Regions from separate parts of the Homo sapiens genome. Here region 1 is linked to region 2. Evidence: chromatin contacts called from ENCODE POLR2A ChIA-PET data. All regions are on one chromosome and are shown on one strand. Each heading gives the region's core, a stretch centred on a gene start or an enhancer-like site at or near the end of the contact. The rest is flanking DNA. Distances are from core to core; before and after follow the strand shown.

Evidence for each region. ChIA-PET counts read pairs that join two places held with the same protein, here RNA polymerase II (POLR2A).
Region 1: POLR2A ChIA-PET joins it to region 2 with 11 read pairs in T-cell. The contact joins the promoter of DLK2 here to the enhancer-like site in region 2. POLR2A ChIA-PET finds 5 or more read pairs at or near these places in 2 of 52 experiments (T-cell and activated naive CD4-positive, alpha-beta T cell).

What each region holds. Positions count from the first base shown.
Region 1 is chr6:43,453,742-43,457,112 of GRCh38, reverse strand. It overlaps DLK2 (delta like non-canonical Notch ligand 2), which reads left to right and starts at 1,565. Exons shown (of 6, transcript NM_023932.4): 1 at 1,565-1,718; 2 at 2,233-2,363; 3 at 2,639-2,702. The coding sequence starts at 2,288. RefSeq lists enhancers at 67-908, 2,537-2,586 and silencers at 1,507-1,746, 1,847-1,896, 1,927-2,006.
Region 2 is chr6:42,402,326-42,406,065 of GRCh38, reverse strand. The region is part of intron 2 of TRERF1 (transcriptional regulating factor 1); the gene reads left to right. Among named protein-coding and RNA genes, the nearest start is that of TRERF1, 48 kb to the left of the region's middle. RefSeq lists an enhancer at 3,466-3,515. Within about 2 kb of position 1,470, at least 17 of the 41 ENCODE cell types and tissues checked have a DNase peak (open chromatin) inside an H3K27ac peak, as active enhancers do.

The DNA of each region.
Region 1 (3,371 bases), core at 316-2,815, 1.1 Mb before region 2:
TGTTTGCAATTTTTCACCAAAAAAAAAAATGTGTTTAAACAAAATGAATGGTACAGCCATGTCATTACTCAAATTCAGAGAGCTCTTCAGGGAAGAGGCGATCACAGCTGAGAGGAGGCCAGCTAGGGAGCTGAGTGGGTGTAAGTGTTATATCCAATGGAGACTGCAGGAAAAATGAGCCCTGGGGCTCTGTGCCTGTGGAGGTGGCTGTGTGAAGGTGGGAAGCTGCTCTGCCCCGACTAGCGACTGCTCCTTCCGATGTTTTGAATTTAAAGATGGTGAAATCTCAATCTGAAGGACTAGAGATGGGCGCTAGCGTTCCTGACCTCTGCCCTGTTGTCCTGCACAAACTAGAAATTATGTTCTGGGTCCTTGTCTTTTTTTGGGGGGGGGCGGGGGTCGGAGTTTTGCTCTGTCCCCCAAGCTGGAGTGCAGTGGCGCGATCTTGGCTAACTGCAACGTCTGCCTCCCGGGTTTTCAAGCGATTTTCCTGCCTCAGCCTTCCGAGTAGCTGGGATTACAGGCGCGCACCACCACGCCTGGCTAATTTCTGTATTTTTAATAGAGACGGGTTTCACCATGTTGGCCAGGCTGGTCTCGAACTCCTGACCTCAGGTGATCCGCCCGCCTCAGCCTCCCAAAGTGCTGGAATTATAGGCGTGAGCCCACCGAGCTTGGCTGGGTCCTTGTCTTGAAATGTGTCTCTGAGCCATTAGCCAGAAGGGGGCAAAGAGGCCTGGAGGGCAGCTTTCCCCCACTCCCCCTCCGTTACTCTCTGAATCTGAGCTCCAGGTTTGGGCAGTTGAGGTTTAGCCTGAGGCCAAGGACGAACGTGATGGGGTACAGGAGAAGACTTGGCGGTGGAGGGGGTTTTGTGTGCACATTTACAGAGTCAGGGGCATTCCCAGTCCAGAAAGGATTCTCAGAGGCAGTCACAAAAAGGAATGGGGTGGAAGGGCTGAGACTTGAGGGAGGGAAGGGTGGTGGGGGTAGGGCCGGGGTGTGGTTGGGTGGATCGGGTTGATATTTATATAGGGATAGGTTGATCTTGGAAGGCTGGAGACGGCAACGTGGACAGGAAGAAGCGGAGGGCGAGGAGGAGCAGAGGAGCACACAGATGAAGCAGGTGATGAAGGCTTTACAAGCGGGGAGGCGTGGGCTGGTGACAGGCGGAGGGCGGGGAGCGATTGCCTGCGTGTGCATAGATCTATATGAGAAGCGTGATGAGCGGCGGACAAGCGAAGGCAGGGCTGGGGCGTGGGCCGCGGAGCGCTGGTCGGGAAAGTGGGCATGGGAGATGAGAGAATAACGGGGTTGCGCTCCTTTGGCTTAATAGTTTGCTCCCATTGAGACTCCTAAGATTTCCTCCTCTCTTGGAAGGAAGCTGGGTTCGGGGCGTTGGGTAGCCGCGGAGGGCCGGGGCCCCGGGGCGCGCCGGGTGCTAGGTGTGCGCCGTGCGTCGCGGGGGGGGGGATGGGGGTGGGGGCGGGCTCCGCCCCTGGCAGGGGGCCTGAGCGCGCGCGAGGAGCAGCCGCTGCCGCCGCTCGGGGTCGCCTGGAGCCCCAGATTCCCGAGCGCTCGGCTCGCATGGCAGCCGCTTCGGCGCCCGGCCCCGCGGCCAGCTAGGGGCGGCCCCGCGCTCCCTCACGGCCCCTCGGCGGCGCCCGTCGGATCCGGCCTCTCTCTGCGCCCCGGGGCGCGCCACCTCCCCGCCGGAGGTGAGGACTGCGGGGACAGGGCGCGGTGGGGATTCCAGGCCCCGCGCCGCCGCCGAACCCAGCGCGGCGGAGATAGAAAGGGGACGTGGGAGAGAGTGGTGGTGGCGGGGGGGGGGGCTGTCGGAGCTGTGGGGCGGAGACTGCTCGCTGCCGGGAACCGTCCTTCCCTCCGGCCCCCGCGTCCCCTCCGTGCTCGAGGCCGCCTCTCGGCGCTGTCCCCATCCCGCGGACCCCTCCGTCCTGACTACGATCCCAACCCCAGCCATTCCCGCGCCTGGCCTCGCTCCGCGATGCCCATCTTTCCCCTCCTTGCAGACCCCGCTCCCGGGTTCCTGTCTTCGCTCTCCTCGCTCTCTTCGCCTGCTCAACCCTTCCCTGCCCCCATCCTCCCGCTACCCCCATCCCCTTCTTCTGTCCCGGCGCCCCTCTCCCTCGTCGGCTCCTGTCACTTGGAACCCGTATCCGTGCCGCTATCTCCGCGTCCGGCCGCCTCCCAACCGGTGCCGTCCCACAGGTGTCCACGCGTCCGGCCGTCCATCCGTCCGTCCCTCCTGGGGCCGGCGCTGACCATGCCCAGCGGCTGCCGCTGCCTGCATCTCGTGTGCCTGTTGTGCATTCTGGGGGCTCCCGGTCAGCCTGTCCGAGGTGAGCGCGCCCGCTGGGCTCCAGTCGCGGCCCTGTCCAGCCGTCCTCGCTTGCACGTTGACCTCTGCCGGCCGGAGGCGGCACTGCAGTCGCTCCGACCCGCGGGGCAAGCAAGACCGAGGTTGCCTTTTTGGAATGGGATGAGTTTCTGTGTTATGTCCTGCCCTAGGGTTGAGTCCGCTCAGTTACTGGAACCCCAATCCTCTCCTGAGTCCCGCATCCCAGCGAGCTGTGCCCTGACTCAGACTCACCCCTCCCACATCAATCTCTTGCAGCCGATGACTGCAGCTCCCACTGTGACCTGGCCCACGGCTGCTGTGCACCTGACGGCTCCTGCAGGTACCTGTCCTGAGCACGTGCCCCCAAACCCTTTGGTACCCATTTCTAAGCCCTTCACGTGCACAACAGTGTCTAGGGGCTTCAGACTCTACTCTTCATGCCTCATCACTCCTATGGCTGACTGGCCAGTCCCCCTTTCCCCTTTACCTCACCTCTCTTGCTTCTTCTAGTTTTTATCTCCCCACTTCTTTAATCTCCCAAGTCTGATCCAGGGATTGTCTGAACTCCTGACAGGGAGAGAGACCTAAAGCTTGAGAGAGCTTGGGGATTGGGTGCCATGAGGAAATGGAAAGATAAAGGAAAAAGGGAAAGAGAAATGGTTTAGCCTGGAAAAGAAATGCTGCAGGGAGAGTTGCTGGGGAGAAACACTTACAATGAAAGAGGATCTTTCTTGATGAGTTTGAGTAGTTGACTCACTGGGAGATTGGGCAAATTCTGTAGCAGGAGGAAAGTGGACATAAGGAAATGAGTTGATGAGGCAGGTAGTTCAATTGGCTGGGGGTCTTTGAGACTCTTCACCCCTGGAGGGCTTTTAAAATATGGGTCAAGTGTTTGCCCTGGAATCATGGTGGGAGGATAGTCCTGATGACCTTTTTTGTTTTTATTTTTATTTTTTGTTTTTGAGACAGAGTCTCGCTTTGTTGCCAAGGCTGGAGTGCAGTGGCGCGA
Region 2 (3,740 bases), core at 221-2,720:
TGTATCTGGAAAGTGCTTGGAACTTTCCAGGTCTTCCATACACACTAGCTGCTGCTCTTGTTATTTTTGTGATCACAAAGGATTCTTGCCCCTTGGAAATGACGGTGCTTCTGTGTCATGGGCTTTGTTGCATGGTGGGTCAGTAACACTTTCCCTGTACTCCACAGGGGCAGGTAGTTGCTTCCCCCTGCCTGCTTCTCTCTGTCTTGATCTTCTGCCCCTTCCCTATTTTTTTTTTATTTTTTTTAATTTTTTTAATTTTTTTTTTTTTGAGACAAGGTCTGGCTCTATCGCCCAGGATAGAATGCAATGGTGTGATCGCAACTCACTGCAACTGCCACCTCCCAGGCTCAAGCAGTCCTCCCACCTCAGCCTCCCAAGTAGCTGGGACTACAGATGTGCATCACCATGCCTGGCTAATTTTTGTATTTGTTTGAGAGACAAGGTTTCATCATGTTGGCCAGGCTAGTCTTGAACTCCTGACCTCGGGTGATCTGCCTACCTCGGCCTCCCAAAATGCTGGGATTACAGGTGTGAGCCACCGCACCAGACCCGTCTATTTTCAGTTTGAAGCAGCACCTTCTGTGTGCCAGGCATTTTGCTTTGTAATTGAACGTACATCATCTAATTTAAATCCTCCCAATAACTCTTCTGGGTGGGGCTAATCATTCTTGTTTTTCAGATAAGGAAATGGAGGCCTAGAGAGTCCCACAGGAGGAGATTCAAATTCTGTCTCCATCCCTGAGCACACATCAGTATAACCTTGTGTGCTGGGGCCTCGCATCTTAAGGCTGTGTGAACCAAATTCCCTCCCTTCCTTGTAAGTGACCTCACTGGAACACAGCTGGGATGGTCCTTAACTGCTGCCTTTTCCCTTCCCAATTGTAAGACTTTGAGTCAGAGTACTTAACCCTTAATGCCTCACTTTTCTGTCTATAAAGTGGCAGTGATAACAGCACCTAGTTTGGTAGGGTTACCGTGAAGATTAAATAATACCCAGAGTTCTGGAGCACAGCTGTAAGTGGTGGTTGCTGTTACACTGGTCTGCAACTTTGAACCCTATCCAGCCCCCTGAGAAACTGACCTATCTGCTGACTGTAGCCTGGGGGTGGGTATATTAGCTTTGACTAAATATGTAAAACTTTTAGTGACCCTTCAATCTCCCTGTCCCACCCTTAGGCAAGAGGAATTCTCTTAGTCCTGCAAATGAGAACTGTTCTCTTTTGATGAACACAAAGAAAACCCAAAGTGAGAGTTTCCTAGTAAGAGAAAGCAGCAGCCCTGAGGTATTAGCTCCTTAGGGCCTTGGATTCTGCACTTGCTTAGCTCTGATAGGAAGCAGGAATCGGCACAGAGAGCGGTTAGACGGTAGGATCAAGAGGCAGGAGGAGAGTATCCTGCTGGGGTGAGAGGATAAGGAAATGAGGTTGGGTGGGGCTCCTGACAGGGTTAAGGCCTGTGAATCACCAGAGGCCCTCAGGCTGGGTGCAGTGGGCTGGAGGTAGCTTTTCTGAAAGCCGTGCTTCTTGGAGTCAGCATTGGCTTCACATTCAAGACGGCTGGATTGGGGTGGGGGTAGGGGAGAAAAGGGGGAGTCTTAGAGGAATGAAAATGCATCACGTGGCCACAGCAAGAATCCAGAGAGGAAATGATTAGAATTGTGCTATGGAGTGAAAAAGTAGGACTAGAATGGAGAGATAATTTTGTAGTTCCCTGGATGTGGAGGTGTGCAGGGGAGTCTACGGTGACCCCCAGCTTTTAGCATGTTACTGGATGCTTGGTGGCACCATTGACAAAGATGAGGAGGAACCCAAGAGAAATAAGGTGAAAGATGTTGAGCTGAGATTACCTTTTGACATGTTGAGCTTGAGAAACCCATGGGAACTACAGTTAGAGGCATCTGCTCAGAAGAATGTCCTGGCTGGAGTCGGGCACCATCTGCAAACAGATTCTAGTACTTGAGTCTAGTACTCAAGACTCCCAGGCACAGCATGTTCCCTCTTGCAGGTGGGGTGGGGTCAGGCAGAGTGGTGAGTGGCCGGAGAGGCACCCACGGAGTGCCCCATACATGCCTGGCACCAAGTTGGGAGCTAGGTTCTCTGCAAGCGGGCTCTGTGGCAAGGCCTGGGGGGGGTCTCATGGAATTTCAAGTCTGTCAGTGCGGATGAGCCCAGCAAGAAGAATGTGGGCAGGGAAAGCATGGACAGTGGACAATGAAGCCCTGGAGGACACTAACAGCTCTAGGACTGGAGACCATAGATTTGAAGGATATAAGCTCCGGTTACAAAATGCGCTCTGGAATGTATCCCATTCTGCTGCTTACAATCTGCCCCACACCTGCAGGGTGGAGTACAAACTCCTTAACACAATGTGCACAGCCTGCCTGGACCTTGCCTTGTCTTAGCTTTCTAGGGCTGCTGAAACAAAGTACTACATACCGGATGACTCAAAGCAACAGAAATGTCTGCTCTTGCAGTTCTGGAAATTTGAAATCAAGGTATTGGCAAGGTTGGTTCCGTCCAGGGGTTCTGAGGGAGAAACTGCTCCGTGCCTCTCTCCTGGCTCCTGGTGGCTGCTGGCGATCCTGGGTGTTTCTTGGCTTGTAGCAACATCACTGCAATCCCTGTCTCCATTGTCACGTGGCATTCTCCGTGAGTGTGTGTGTATGTGTGTGTCGCTATTTTCTCTTTTTATAAATAAGGGCATCAGTCATTGGATTAGGTGAGCTTAAGATGAGTATAACCTCATCTTAACTAACTATGTCTGCAAAGACCCTATTTCCAAATAAAATCACATTCTAAGATTCCAGGTGGCCGTGAATTTTTGGGAGACAACCTAGCACCAGCCTCGTTTTTACCTGCTTTTTTGGGCCTTATTTCCCTCCCACTTTCATGGCCTTTTTTGGGGAAGATGTCCAGAATCTACCCCAGCTGAGGTTTGCTGTCTCTGTCTCGTGAGCCGCTCCCTCTCTGTGAGCACCCCAGTACTTTCTTTTTTGCACCCCAATACTTTCTTTATTGTCCCTGTCCTAACTAGGCTCCAGCTTCCTCAGAACAGGGACTGGACCTCGCTCCTCTCTCTTTGTCAGCAACTTGGTGGCTGAGAGCCTCACCTTCAGGGTGCCACAGAAGCGGGTGTGAGTCCAGGCTCCCCACTTAATTAATGTGCGACCCTGGGTGACTTCCCTGACCTCTCCTAGCGTCAGTTTTCTCATCTGTAAGATGGATCTATTAAATGAGAAAAGGTATGTAAAGCAGCTAGTCCGGACTTAGAATCTCCATGAGGGCAGCATTCGATCTTGTTTTGCTCACCTTTGTGTATCTGGCACTTAGCATGGTGTCTGATGTAGTAGGTGCTCCGTTAATATTTGTTGAATAAGTGACCACATGGGGAGACTTAGCTTGATAAGAAATGACTTTATAAGAATTCAGAAGGGTAGACATTTGGTAATAACCAAATCAACAACAATAACAAAAGAAATGACTTATAAGAAGTGAGTTCTGTGTTTATGGATGTGACCCTTCCTTAGAAACCCCCCTTCCCCCTGCCTTCAGTCCCTAAGAGCTGGGTAATTACAGTTTGAGTTGCAGCTAGATGCTGACGAGTAGCGGTGAACAGGGGTCTCAGTTTTAGTCAGGCTCACAGCCCTGCACCCGGTGTTTCTCTTTCATGTGGATGGAACAAACTTCAGCTTATTACATTAGCGGTACCTATGGTGGCTGCAATAGATGAGTCACCAT